Linked DNA regions of Homo sapiens: regions 1 and 2 are each linked to region 3. A link is an interaction called in ENCODE POLR2A ChIA-PET data of the cell type or tissue named here. Cell type or tissue: OCI-LY7. All regions are shown on one strand.

What was found. ChIA-PET counts read pairs that join two places held together with the same protein. Peaks named below come from ENCODE experiments on the same cell type or tissue, not always from the same donor. Only the 100,000 strongest peaks of a DNase experiment are listed, where the experiment ranks them.
Region 1: POLR2A ChIA-PET joins it to region 3 with 12 read pairs; 11 of 35 experiments call an interaction of 5 or more read pairs at or near these places.
Region 2: POLR2A ChIA-PET joins it to region 3 with 11 read pairs; 6 of 35 experiments call an interaction of 5 or more read pairs at or near these places.

Annotation. Positions count from the first base shown.
Region 1 is chr6:107,493,128-107,498,127 of GRCh38, reverse strand. The region is part of intron 1 of SOBP (sine oculis binding protein homolog); the gene reads right to left. Among named protein-coding and RNA genes, the nearest start is that of SOBP, 5.5 kb to the right of the region's middle. In OCI-LY7, no CTCF peak of the experiment used is centred here; DNase peaks (open chromatin) are centred at 1,887 and 2,547; H3K4me3 peaks cover 3,883 bases; H3K27ac peaks cover 4,153 bases.
Region 2 is chr6:107,117,228-107,122,227 of GRCh38, reverse strand. No RefSeq gene overlaps it. Among named protein-coding and RNA genes, the nearest start is that of BEND3, 4.2 kb to the right of the region's middle. RefSeq lists an enhancer at 4,698-5,000. In OCI-LY7, a CTCF peak has its summit at 3,156; DNase peaks (open chromatin) are centred at 3,067 and 3,847; H3K4me3 peaks cover 2,238 bases; H3K27ac peaks cover 3,490 bases.
Region 3 is chr6:107,655,338-107,660,337 of GRCh38, reverse strand. SOBP (sine oculis binding protein homolog) reads right to left here. Exons shown (of 7, transcript NM_018013.4): 7 at 1-2,131. Among named protein-coding and RNA genes, the nearest start is that of SCML4, 170 kb to the left of the region's middle. RefSeq lists enhancers at 2,004-2,193, 1,655-2,231, 2,434-2,483, 2,232-2,809. In OCI-LY7, CTCF peaks have their summits at 3,263, 4,670 and 4,872 (motif pointing right); DNase peaks (open chromatin) are centred at 1,987, 2,387, 3,237, 4,877 and 4 weaker places; H3K4me3 peaks cover 4,749 bases; H3K27ac peaks cover 5,000 bases.

The sequences.
Region 1 (5,000 bases), 160 kb after region 3:
CTCACCTAACACAATGCTTAGCACTTAATCCAGTCACAAATATTTATTTAAACGCAGTTACAGAGAAATGATCAAATAAAATTCAGGAAAACCTAATTTTAAAAATAAATATGTAAAAGCTTAAAAATTATAACATGTAGTATTAGTAAGCACCCTCATGCTATTGGGAATTTAAATTGCTACAACTGTTAGAAAAAGTAATTTGACTCTATGCATTAAAAGCCTTAAAATTGTACATACCCTTTGACTTAGCAATTTTACTTCTAGGGACTGTTGAAACTATTCTAGGAAAACAGCTATGGAAATATGCATGTTTCAGCATTGTTTTCTTAGAAACAAACTAAATGCCAAACAATAGGAATCCTAGTTAAATAAATTATAGTTTGGGCATATAATGGAATACTATTTTGCCACTAAAATATATACTGTAGATACATTTTTATTGCCATGAAAAGCTATTAACAGTACATTAAGTTTTAAAAGGAAGGTTAGTATAGTATGAGACTTTTTTTTATAAAAACTATATATCATATATAGAGAAAGGGCATGAAAAGACATATATCAAAATGTTGACAGTAATTGCGTCTGGGTGGGAAAATTACAGGCTTTGTTTTTCTTTTTGCTTATTTTTATTGCCTACTCTTTTTGTCATGTCCATGTATTATTTTCATAAAAATAAAAAACTAGTTTTAATTAAAAATTAACACATAGTCTCAGTCATAGACAATTACATCAGCTATAGTCACAGTCCTAATGACAATAAAAAGGATTTGTTGGTTACATTACTTAACTTCAAAACATTCTGACACCCATTATCCAAGAAAGTGGAGCACATGAGAAATGCTTTCAAAGGAAAAAGAAACTCCCAATTCCAAACAATTTATAAAGCATGGGGGAAAAATGCTACTATCTCTACTAGTTAAGGTTATGAATAGTAGACTGATGGTTATTTCTGAAAAATATTTTATCTCCCTTTCCATCTCCATATGCTCTGACTTACTTCTGGAGTAGATATCTATCAGGCATCATTGGACTCATTAATAGAGATAAAGAAAGGTAATCTGCAGAAGACAGGCAGAAGCCTTGTTCAAGTTCCAGAGTGAAGCAGGAATTGAATCTGGTTAGAAGTCAGTTTCTAGCTCTACTCTCAGGCCTGGCCCAGGGCTGAGTCTGAGCTGTCTTTCTTAACACAGACCCAGTGGATCAGTTTTATTTTATGGTTCTGCCAAGAAAAAGGTCATGACATAAAATTTAAATAGTGCAAAAGAAATATTTGAAGAGCCCTTTGCAGATTACAAAGTACTTCCTCTTTCATGATCCCACTGGATCCAATGGTATAGTTAAGATGAGCCACCCCCACAGATGACCCACTGGAGGGTCATCAATGTGAATGAAATAGTAAGGGTGGCCAGATTCCCACTCAGTGCAGACTTTATATACTGAACCCTGCTGTTTTTACCTGAACTACAGCTTTCGAGCCTGAAATTCTTTGAAGATGGTTCCTATGCTCCATTTTGCAGAATTGCTCTTAGCCACAACACAATGATTTTAACGCAGAGGACATATCATTAACACTAATACTCAACTCTGACTTGGAACAGGCTGGAAAAGAAAGTCTTACTCTCTTATTGATATATCCTAAATTGGATGGCTATATAATTGGCATATGAAACCAAAATCATGTGGTTCTGCATATAAAATGTATGGTGTTTTACTGTCTCGTCGTGATACAGAGCAAACAATCATGTCCCCACATTTTAATCTGCTGCCAGGACATCAAATGTCCTAAAAAGGTCAAACAAATGCTGTGAAATTGTGAATACCAGCCCTCAGGCTAACATTGTGGCAGGCATGGCAGGTGTACAGCTGTGTGCAGCTGTGTCTTTTCACAGCTGCAGAACTGCCTTAAAAAATCACCAAGACTTGTTACATTGTTTTCCTGTCTGTGCCAAAGTCACTGGCCTTAATGCAGCACAGAGTTCCACAGGCCTTTGGTTATATAAGAGATATTAACACCCATCGGTCTACAGATCCTAAAATATACATTCAGCAAATCTCACTTACCACATGCTTTCATGTCTGTTTACATGTTTCAATTGGCACTATCAAAAACAAAGTCTTCCGTGTTTTTTTTTTCCTCTTCTAACCTGTAATATCCCCTCTCCTTCAGGAACATATTCAATAATCTTATTAGCTTGAGAGTACAAGTGTGGCTGAATTCCCATTCCACAAGAGGAAGTTTTAGACTTTAGGGATTTTGATGGTATACCTTCTACTACTTGTAATAATTTTGTTAAGTATAAAGAGTCAGTAAATAAAAGGGAATTTTATATAAGATATAAAAAGTTTGGTTACCCTAACAAGAGACTACCTTTTCCTAGAACTCTCCCTTTTAGAGAGCCACTGTGCTCACTAATATTTGCCCTTTTTTAAGGCCCTGTTTTTTACTTTCCTTTAAAAATTCTGTTACCTCTTGGTTTCTATAAGTCTGTCTTTCACACAAGGAGAGTAGGGCTTGGCTTCTCAGAGCAGTGCTTGGCAAGCACAGAGGCAGGAAACGCAGAAGGGAATGAGTCTGTCAGACTCATTTTCTTCTAGTTCAAATGTTTATTTCAGATTCGAGAGGAAGTGGAGTGGTTCCTTTCCATTTCCTCGTCTCTGGAATCTGCGAGTTGTATAAGTAAGTTTAGAGAATGACGCTCTACCGTACATCACACCAGTTCGTGGATGGAGAAAGAGACTCTTCCCAGAAAACTCCTGGTTTGAACAGACCATAATACATAACCATCCAAGCTCTCACAGGACAGTCTTTTATGGGTTTAGCTTGGAGCCTTTGGCAGGACAAGTGAGAGCAAGGCTGAAGGCTCAGGAACATCTTATACCTGCTCCCAAGAGGCCAGGGCTATGTGCCCACTAACATTAGTCCCCATCCCTGCCACGTGGCACACCTGAGGCCACTGCTTAGAGAGGGGGAGTCTAACATAATTTGTGAATGCCACAGTGGGATCTGGGGTCCTAAGTCCACTTTCTAAGTTCCTGAGAATTATGCTTCTGACACCAGGATAGAGTTTCAACAGCAAAACTTAAAATATACCTGTTTTAATAATGAGCCAATTTCAAACTTAAACTTGCTGACTTTTCCAGTCCATGCTCTGATTTCTCTCTCTCTCTCTTAAAATCAAGCTATTTATCTCACCAGCTCGGCTCTGCAACTTGCTTTATTGTCTGTGCAATTGACACAGGTTATTTTTAATGCCAAATTGAGACCATCAGAAAACAAACTAGAAAATCTTGTGGTAAGTTTACTACTAAACTCTAACAGATGTGCCTGACCCAAATTGTAGGCATCAGGACTGAAGCGTAATTTTAGGTACAAATTACTTACTGAGAATATTTATAGACAGAAAACTTCTTCAGCAAAGAAGCATCTCTGACATTTAACACAGATTCTCCTGTAGTTTAGCAATTGATAAAGAAGTTAAACATTGTAAGTGCATTAATTATGGTTTGTTTAGGAAAGTTTCCAGCACAGAATGCTTGATCTAATCATGCTGGTTTTGTCAAAGAATTTTAAAAGACAAAAATTGAACTCATAATCTCTACTCACAGTTTGGATATTTTGAGTTGTATTGTTGTTTGGTAGCTACTGATCACAAAAGATCTATGTGCACAAAATATATATCCTTAAGGGCAACAATATTTACCTTACACATATATTTACGCTTACACATCCACTAGTAGAAGTTAGTTTTTATATTATATCTACTATGTTCTGGATGAACTCTTAAAACTAATTAACCTTCCCATATGTCAGAATTCCCTTGTGACATTCATTTATTATGATATATGTGAGCTAACAGTATACCTGAGACATATTACATTAGACACAATCACAACATTCACTTTAGAAACATATACTCTGCATCGCTGTCTGATTTTTTAAAATTCTACTAGCCACTAATTAAATAAGGCAGACTAATTGTAAGTACATTGGTACAACCAGTCTTTCTAATCAGGAAAAACCAGGATAAGGGAAGAAGAAAAGGAAAGATAAAGAAACACTGTAAAGGTCATAGTGAGACAAACATTTCTACATGAAGATATTTTCAGGGAGTACACTACAAGCAAGCTATGCCAAGTCATGTACTTTTCATACACAAAATTATATTGTATCAAATTTAAATTTGTTACAACTGCCATGTACATTAAACCAGTGATAACGAAAATGTAACTCAATATCTGATCTAGTGAAACAGCAACTAGCATTAGCTCTCAGCCACATGAAGACACTCTTCAATGCCATTACTGGTGTCAGCTAAACCTCAGCCAGTTTGTCTTCTCCAGCCATTTTAAAATAAATATGTGACTATCTCAATTAGGAAATCTTGAAGGAAGTCTCCGTGATGAGGCAAGTTTGTTGCTCATTCTCAGTGCCCTGCATTTGCTGTACTTAAAATAGACACTTGTACCAATGTCCTTTCTATTACCCGAAGGGGGAAAAAAAATCACATACACACCAGTCCTTTTTCTTTCAGCTCACAGAGAAGCAACTCAATCCAACCAGTGTTGAAACCTGAGTAGGTCACTGTACACCACGATAAAATTCCCTAATCCCTGAGCCAAATCTCCCTAAGGGGGGCCTCCTCCTGATCCTCCACTTCCCAGGCTGACTTTTCCATTTGCTCTCTCTTCTTTCCCCCTTTCATTTCCCCTACCTTCAAGCCTTGATATGTGATCCGAGGTGGGGGCTCAGGTTTCCGTTTTTACAGCTTAGGCCACGCTAGCTGTATACATTCCTTTCTTTCTGCCGGGCAGTGATTACTTACCAGGGCTTAGTTTACACTGGTCCAGATGAAAGCCGTTCAGATGAAGGCAAACACAGCCAGGCAGCTCCAGCGGCACCGATATGAAGCTGCACAAGGCCACATTGTGTTCTCGGTGACATTTTGTTGCACACATTTATATACAGGGCAACCAACTTGTTATGTTACTCTACACTT
Region 2 (5,000 bases), 540 kb after region 3:
TCAAATAACCTCAGTTACCTGCTAAGGGCCTTATCTTCAAATATTCTCATTCCAAAGTGTACTGGGGGTTAGGACTTCAACATATGGATTTGGAGGGGAACCAACTCAGTTCATAGGAGTCTCCATGGACAGAGCAAGCTGCCATGGGGGTGCAGCACAGGGCCTCCATCCCAGGCTTGGGACACATGTGGCCTCTTGAGGAAGGGACTTAAGCTGCCTAAGGACTAAAGGGTGAGGTTGGGGGCAGGGCCTGATAATTTAAATGAATACAATTCTGTGAAGCACAGACCTTATAGATTTCACTCCTTGACGGTTTCTTTCTTTTTTTTTTTTTTTTTTTTTTTTTTTTGCCTGTTTGATGTTTGGTAGTAATAATTTAGAAAGTGGAACCCAAAACCATAATTCTAAAGCCCAATAGCCTTGAGCAAGCCACCCTTTCTTTTTGCCCCAGTTTCCTTAGCGGTAGAACCAGGCAGTTGACACCTATTATTTCTCAGGCCCTCATGTGTAATGACTAGAGGGAAATCCTTACATATATTCACAGTGACCTCTTAAAATACCGTGTTGACACTTCAGCAACTTGAAAAAAGGAGGCTTTGGATTCTGTAACCAAGTGCCATATTTACTTTGGGGTCATTTTTACCAGGATTTCTTCTCTTCCTTTTATTTCAGCCATAAAATTATGTAGAGAAAGGGGGGGATTGGTGACGTGTTTAAGTCTAGGCTCTTACACCAGCTGAGCATGACTTAGCTACTCTAGAGTGACTTCTGCTCTTTAGGCCATGGTAATGACTGTTTTTAGTCTGTGTGAGGGGAAAGGGCTACAAAGACGTAGATACTCATTATGGGGGAAAACAACCAAACATCACACACATGTATAACGTGAAAAAGTCCCTCTCTTCTCTCTATCCGATATACCTCGCGGTCACCTCTATGACCTCTGTATTTCCCAGAACATTTTTTTTTTTCTTTTTGACACAGGGTCTCACTATGTTGCTCAGGCTGGTCCAGAACTCCTGAGCTCAAGTGATCCCCCTGCCTTGGCCTCCCAAAGTACTGGGATTACAGGCTTGAGCCACCACACCTGGCCTCCCGGACCTTTTCCATTCACAACCCAGATACATACGTGATGTTCTTCTTGACAAAAATAAGATTACATTATATATAAATCTGTCGGCCAGGCACGGTGGCTCAGACCTGTAATCCCAGCACTTTGGGAGGCCGAGGCGGGCAGATCACGAGGTCAAGAGATCGAGACCACCCTGGCCAACATGGTAAAAGCCCGTCTCTACTAAAAATACAAAAATTAGCTGGGTTTGGTAGTGTGTGCCTGTAGTCCCAGCTACTTGGGAGGTTGAGGCAGGAGAATCGCTTGAACCCGGGAGGCGGAGGTTGCAGTGAGCCAAGATCGCGCCACTGCACTCCAGCCTGGCGACAGAGCGAGACTGCGTCTCAAAAAAAAAAAATCTGTCATTTTCTTCTTTTACTCAACAATATGTCATCAACATTCTTCCATATCCATAAAAAAGAACACCTCCCTTTCCTCTTTCTAGTTTACAGGCCATGCATGATGGCTCACACCTGTAATCCCAACACTGTGAGAGGCCAAGGCAAGGAGGATCACTTGAGCCCAGGAGTTTGAGACCAGCCTGGGCAACACAGCAAGACCCTGTCTCTATAAAAAGAGAAAAAAAAATGAGTCCGCCCTGGTGATTTGGCCTTGTAGTCTCAGCTACCTGAGAGGGTGAGGTGGGAAGATGGCTTGAGCCTTGGAGTTTGAGGCTGCAATGAGCCATGATCATACCACTGCACACTGGACTGGGTGATAGAATGAAACTCTGTATTTAAAAAAAAAAAAAAGCTTACATAGTATGTCATGGAAGGTATTTTTAGCTATTTTCCAAGTTCTCTTCGATTTCTTTGCTATCACAAATGATCCTGCAACGAACATATTTGTCTATGTAGACCTTTTTTTTTTTTTTTTTTGAGATGGAGTTTCACTCTTGTTGCCCAGGCCGGAGTGCAATGGCACGATCTTAGGTCACCGCAACCTCCGTCTCCCGGGTTCAGGCTATTCTCCTGCCTCAGCCTCCCGAGTAGCTGGGATTACAGGCATGCGCCACCACGCCTGGCTAATTTTGTATTTTTAGTATAGATGGGGTTTCTCCTTGTTGGTCAGGCTCATCTCGAACTCCCGACCTCAGGTGATCTGCCTACCTCGGCCTCCCAAGGTGCTGGGATTACAGCTGTGAGCCACCACACCCAGCGCAAATAAGACTAATCTTAACATATATCCTATCATTTAGAGTCTTTGTTTTGTTTTGTTTTTCTCAGAGATAGGGTCTTTCTCTGTCGTCCAGGCTGGAGTGCCGGGATTCCATCATGGCTCACTGCAGCCTCAAACTCCTGGGCTCAAGCAATCCTCCCTTCTCAGCCTCCTGAGTAGCTAGGACTACAGGCATGTGCCACCACACCTGACTAATTTTTTGATTTTTTTTTTTTTTTTTTGAGACAGAGTCTTGCTTTGTCGCCCAGGCTGGAGGGCAGTGGTGTGATCTTGGCTCACTGCAACTTCTGCCTCCTGGGTTCAAGAGATTCTCCTGCCTCAGCCTCCTAAGTAGCTGGGGTTACAGGTGACTACTACCCCACCTGGCTAATTTTTGTACTTTTGGTAGAGACAGGGTTTCACCATGTTGGCCAGGCTGGTCTTGAACTCCTGACCTCAGGTGATCCACCCACCTCGGCCTCCCAAAGTGCTGGGGTTACAGGCATAAGCCACTGCGCTCAGCCATTTTTTGATTTTTTTTGTAGAGACAGGGTCTCATTATGTTGACCAGGCTGCTCAAACTGCTGTGCTCAAGCAGTCCTCTTGCCTGGGACTCCCAAAGTATTGGGATTACAGGCTTCAACCACCACACTCCACAGCATACAGTAATTTTTTTAAAATTGGTCAATTGCTAGAGCAGTATGTGTCTCCTTTTTCATTTCTAATGAGCTCTGATTGGCTGGGAAGCCAGCCAACACTTGCTCCCTGCTTCCTGCCTGCCCCTGCAGCTGTGTGATCAGTTGGGGAAGGCCTAAGTACAGGCCCTTGGGCACCCCTCTGGGTGCTGGGGCCCTAGTGGCTACAGTGCCTCTAGCCAGCAGCGTGGGCTCAGAATGAGTTGCCGTTCAGATTGGCATTTGTTTTCTCAAGGGCTTGAAATTGAGAGTGGGACTGCAGCAGTTTTCACTCTCCCTCATGTTTCTTTTTGCAGAATCCTATTGTGCAAACCAGATATTCAACAAAAATCAGATCCTGATGGCTGTACTGGGTGCTTACAATCTCAAGCTGCTATAAATTATTAAATAGTTCTCCTACACATAAGGAAAATGTCCAGCACAAATTGTCTGTAACTTTTCATTTGAAACCTCATTTTTTTCATGTTGGGTCATGGTATATCACTTACCTGCTCCACATTCCAATAAAGATAGTTGTTGGCCGGGCGTGGTGGCTCACGTCTATAATTCTAGCACTTTGGGAGGCTGAGGCGGTCGGATCACAAGGTTAGGAGATCGAGACCATCCTGGCCAAGATGGTGAAACCCGGTCTGTACTAAAAATACAAAAATTAGCTGGGCGTGGTGGCACATGCCTGTAATTCCAGCTACTCAGGAGGCTGAGGCAGGAGAATCGCTTGAACCAGGGAGTCGGAGGTTGCAGTGAGCTGAGATCGCGCCACTGCACTCCAGCCTGGGCGACAGAGCGAGACTCCGTCTCAAAAAAAAAAAAAAAAAAAAGATAGTTGTTTATTTTTTCAGCACACAGGGGTTAACCATTGAGGCATGTCTTTCTGTAGGTCCTATTTAATATAGTACTACCTCTCACGCCCCTGTTTTTCACCCTCTTACTTTTCTGTTGTGAGTATTCACAGAATCTGGATCTGCCAGCTACTTCTGTTTGAAGTTGAAGACTTGGCGAAATTATACATCCAGCAGGCAAGAAATAAAGTGGAAATGTCTCACAAGTAACAGTGAAATCTGTTGCGTTGTTTTAAGTCTTTACTGAAAAAAAGTCCTACTAAATATTGTCTTGCCAACTATAAATATATTTTAGCAATGATAAAAGCCTTTAGAGTAACAGTTATCTGAAACCTAATGTCTGTCTGTCTGCCACTCTTAATTATATATATTTACATTTTATATCCCAATCTTCTTTTATATCCCATTTTATATAACGCAATTTTCCATTTGAGTTTTTACATTTAGTGTCTCAGTGTTTTATATGGTCAAGTAGCCAGTTTTCCCCCTGCTACATTTTACTCAGGTACAAATGAAAATGAGTTGACTAGATCGATGGCAGCAGCTCTAATTTGAAATCTTGAAAAATGCATTTTTTATTAAGCAATTTCAAATTGAGCAGACCTCTAAAAACCAGGTTGTTATTTTTCCGGGTCTTTACACACACATCCGTATGAACCATGAACTGTTACTGCACTTTCAAAACTATTATGTCTTGAAGTTTCCAAAATTATATACAACTATTCCAATACATTTTTCACCTTTATGCGTTATTTTCCTTCTCCATATAAAAAAGAAAACCACATAGAAAACCATTTGAAGGAAGGTGATTTCCTTTCTTGGATAGCAATGACTTCTATTTCTATTAATAACTTATTTGAAACAAGCCACTTACTTTGTTAAGTAGATAGATCCATTTATGCAAATATAAGATACATACTTTTACAATAATATTCAAGGTCCGTTTGAGTTTCCTGAAAGTTGTTTTGAAAAGTCAGCTATATCAGTTCAATTATTGTATTTGACAGAAATCTTTTGTTTCAAGCAATATGAACAGAGAAATGTTAATTTCTATCTCTATTGTCTTATTATTTAATTTCTCCTTAAAAACCTGAGTTGTCACTGTGAAAGATTGGTTAAATATATATCCCCTCACTACACACGTTTCATCTAGTCCTCTTTCCAAAAATTTAACAAGGTCGTTTTACATTCTTAAAGCAC
Region 3 (5,000 bases):
AGACAAGCGTGGTCTAGCAGGTCAGGAAGAGACAGTGCCATCCCAGTAGCTTACCATCTTTTAAAACTCCTTAGTTCTATTTTTTAAAATGTTTCCCAGGGGGAGAAAAATGAACACCTCTGTAATAAAACAAAAAACAAAAAACAAAAAAAAACAGTAGTCATAATAATGAGAAAAGCCAAATAAGCACATGTAAGTGCATTTTTTTTCTTCGAGATTTATTTTTTGTTTGATGAATCTGACACCAGTCAGGGAGAGGAGAATGTTGTGACCCAGCAGAAAAATATGGCCCCAGAGGAGGGGCGGCTTCTTCCTGCCTGGGTGGGTTTGGTGCTGGGGTTGATTTGTTATTATTTTTTAATTTGTTGCTGGAAGGTTTTCTTTTGTTTACTTTTATAAATCTCTCCCCGGGCTTGCGAGCTTCCCCTCCCTCCCGCCTCCCCTTCCCCTGCCCCCAAATTTCATTTTTAAAAAGCGAGCTTGCTCGCCAGGTGTGTCCCCCAAGCTCTCACAGCTCTAATAAATAAGGAGCACCTGTAAAACAGTAGCTTGACTTGTGAAGTGACTCTGTACAAAGGAGAATCTAGAAATACAGTATGTACACCGCATCCTTGGGCCGTGGTGCTTCAAGGCTGGCGCCACACCGTCCTGGCCCTGCCCACCCGCAACTCGCCACCCCTCCTGCTGAGGCTCCGCGGCCTTGTGGGGCGGGGGCACCTGGACCCCTCCAGAGGGAACAATTGCTTTATTTGAGTTAGTAAACAGATACACTGAATCACAAGGTGATTTGATTTTTTTTTTTTTTAGTTTTCTTCCTTTTTTGATTTTTTTCTTAATTTTTTCTCTTCTTTTCTTTTTCTTTTTTTTTCTGTACTCATCAGAATGGGATACTCCACAACTGTCTCACCAACTCAGTGCCAGTACACATGCTCTAGAGGACTTCTGGACTCGCAGCTACAACTGTACAAGTGCACACAAGTGAATCTACCCTGTTATCCTCCACCCACTGATTGAGGATCGAATTGCACATTTCTCTTAACCATGACAGGAGAAAGCAAACAGTGAAACAGAATCATGGGTGATCTTTCTCACTTTCCCTCTTGTTTTCATTGGTTTGTCCATACCATTCTAATTATCATGAAAGGGCTCTGCATATAGAGAGATTGTCTCACTGACTTCCTGGATCACCGAAAACCATCAGGGTTGAAATTTCATCTGAGTCTTTCCTGACGCCCAGCAAATATTCCCCCTCGGATTATTTTACACCTTGAGGGCATTTTGGTCTTCAGTTCAACACTCTTGCTCTGTTCCCAAATGGGGCGCTATTTAGGGGAATTTAAAGAGAAAGCTGAGAAGAATAAACATTTACCGAGTTCTCTTGGCATTCAGTCTCTGAAAAACCACAGTATAAACTATTCATGCTGCTTCTTACATCTGTCAAATCGAAAATTAAAAGCCATAAAAGTGTAACACTGAAAATATGGCATCAAAAAGGATAAAGGTGGCCTTTGTAAAAATAACAAGAAAAGTATATTAGCCAATAAAATATTCTAACTCTTCATTTAAAAGTGCATCCCGGGCAGGACAGAGATGACTCTGAAGCATTGGGCCTCCAGGACCACCCCTCTCCGCCATCAAAACGTGAACAATATAGGTCCAAAACCGTACAATGCAAATCACAATTCTTAGTGTAGCAGCAAAACCACAGCAGTTTTTAAAAAGATTAAAAAAAGATTTTTTGTGTTCCAATCCATATCATCTTCCAGCCTCAGTCGCTGAGCCTTGAAGATGGGGCGGGGAGAATACCTACATTGGTCCTTGTGGCTTGTCGGTATTTCGTTTTTTTTAAAAGCCAGGGGTGAAATCCCTAAGTTCCTCTGGGGAGAAGCAGAGATGGTGGCAGCAGGAAGGCTGGGCCTGCTTGGTGGGTCCAAGATGCGCGGGCTTCTCTGGGCTAGAGGCCATCGAGGGAGGGCTGCTTCCTCTGAGATGCTTAATGACAGGAAGCGGCTTTATTTGCTTGAGTTTTAGCCAGAGGGGGTGGTGAGCTGACCAGCTGGTGTCATTGGATGGCGTGACATGGTTTGCTCTGCGCCCTCTCTCCATGAGCGTACCCTGTGAGTGAACGTTCCTGGAAAAAGAGCAGAAGGGGCTGTCAGAATCCACTGGACCGATCCCCCTCCCTCCGCCCAGCTGGGGAGAACCCAGGCATGAGTCAGACAGCAGCACACTCTCCAGCCGCCAGGGCAGACCTAGGATGAGCCCCAGAACCGCTGCAGCACAGCGTGATTTCAACAGGAGTTTCATTCACGGTCTGCTCAGGTCAGCCCTGCCAGCTTTGTGTGAGGAAATGAAACTCAAGTCGCTTTTTGGAATACCATAATGAGTAGGGTACACCACGCCCTCACCCAAAGACCACAGCATCCTTTGCAACCCAGCAACCCTCCCCCTCCACATGACTGCATGCTTAACCAGCAGGAGGCTTTTTTTTTTTTTTGAGACAGGGTCTCGCTCTGTTGCCCAAGCTGGAGTGCAGTGGTGCAACTGGCTCACTGCAATCTCTGCCTCCCAGTTTCAAGTGATTCTCCTGCCTCAGCCTCCCAAAGTGCTGGGATTACAGGCATGAACCACCGCATCCAGCCCCAGCAGGAGGTCTTTTGAGTCACCCAAGGTCACTCCAAAGCCAGGCAAGGTCACGGAGGACCCTGGAGCTCCTGACCTCACTCCTGTAACCCCATGTCTCAGCTCTGGTATTTGCTGAAAAGAGGGCCAATAGATTCACTTTTTGGCAAGTGGAAAATTACCATGGACACATATACCTATCTTCAGAAGTTTCCCACAAAGGCAACTAAGCTGGAAGAAATGCTTGCTTTTCTCCGTGTGTGGGTCTTGCCTGTAAAAGGTGAGCCATTCACATCTCTTCACATCCAAAACAAACAGTAGCACTGGACTGGAAGAAAATAAATCAACCAAGAGCCTTGGGGTCCCAGGGCAGAGGCTCTGAACAGGATTTTCCACCAGGAAAGTCAGTTTCTGGGGAATGCTCATCCCAACATTCACCGAGATATGAGGCTCTGCCTCTTGATACCTGCAGCCTTCTTTCATTTGCCGCCAGTCACTTGGTTTGAAATAGAGCTTCCTGAGGCCACTCAGTCAGTTCTGGGAGCAGCCACTTAGAAGTCTGCCAACTGCATGGTAAAGCCCCAGAGGTCAGGGGCTTGTCTGTTTTGCTCGTGTCTCTACACCCAACTCGTAGCTCAGAGTCTGGCCCGCTGTGGGCGCTCGACACACTTTGATCACATGAGTGGGTCAGGCGCCTCTCTTCTGCCATGCCCCAAAACAGCACCTTTTCTTCCTGCCAATAAATGAGGCTGTCAGAAATGTGAATGGGTAAAATTTGGCTAAGGTGAGGTGGTGACAGAGGACTTGTAAACATCTTTACAACTGTTGAGATTATTCTTAGAACAATGAACAAATAACTTCAGAGAGGTGATAGAATGTAGGACTTGAAGGGACCCCAGAGATAATACAGTACCATTTCCTCATTTTATAGTGAAGAAATGGAGCCACAAAGAGACCTGGAAGCTTGCTTGGAGTGTTTATAACATGAATTTAGCAAGAGCAAGAGGAGGTCAAATGCCCATTGGGAGGACTAAGTGGAAGCTTGTGCTTTGAACCCTGCTATCTAAATCCTGGTGTTAATGGCAACAATAATCAGCAGCAGCCAAAAACAAGGTTTGAAAGTTTCACTGTGCACGACAGGAAATGCCTGAGTTCCCCCAATCACATTAAATCACCAGATCTGTGTGTACTTAATATGTATATTAAATAACCAAAGTGAAAATGCAAAACACCACAAATATGTAATGGGGGTGGAATTACAAGGCCATGGAAACCTTTTCATTTGGCATGGTCAGATTTGGAAATGTGGATATTTATTTCTGAATAAAGAGCTCACATTTGACTTACTTTCTTTCTTTCTTTCTTTCTTTCTCTTTCTTTCTTTCTTTCTTTCTTTCTTTCTTTCTTTCTTTCTTTCTTTCTTTCTTTTCTTTCTTTCTCAAGAATAAGTGACAATGGAGAGAGGGGATACAAAAATAAAAGCACCAAGAGCCACTATCAAATGTGAGGCCACAAAAATTGAGGAGCTGCAGAGATGACAAGTGGATCCAAAGACACCGGGGTCACTTCTTCTGGGAACAATTCTTTTGCATTTAGCAAGCACAGCCTGGAAGTTGCTATGGAGGGAGGGAAGCCATCCCCACCTCTGGGCCTGGAACCAAGAGTGACTGAATCTTGTAGTTAGAGGGGGCCTCCTTCTTTCTTTAAAAGGGAGGAGGGAGAATGTTTAACATTTTCCTCCAGTAAACTGGGAAACACCGCCATTTTGAATTGCTTACTTAGGGATGCTGCAACTGCTTTTTTAATAATGTAGCTTTTTTCTTTAATGCAATCACTATTTAAAAAAATGAATGTTTCTCCAGTAAGTTTCTTTATATTCAAATCACCTTTGGACAAAGACCAAACACGGACAGCATCAGCCTACTTAAAGAAAATTTCCAGGCTTTCACAAGAGACTCGGTAAAACGGGATTATAATAAGAGCCATTCTGGAACCTTAACTACAGCATTTGCCATCCCAAACACTATAATAATCATTATTATTCTCTGGTATCTATTATTGTCTGGTAAATAATATGTGTTTTCCCCCAAAGTTCTGAAGGGTGCAGCTGCACCACACTCTATTTTTCGCAGCCCTAGTCCTGCTGCTCTGAAAAGCTTGCTCACACGAAGCTTATTTTAAGAGAATGGTAAAGTAGACAATTTGTGCTGTTTCCTTCCCTCTCACCACATACTTGCTGTGTCTGGGACACCCACAAAGGCCAGATGGTGGCAGTACAAGTCCCTCTCTGCTGATAACATTTGAGGAGGGGGCGGTATTGAAGGCATCCTCATTTGTCCTTCTGGCTCTGGCTGGTTCAGGGCAGCCCCCTTGTTGGT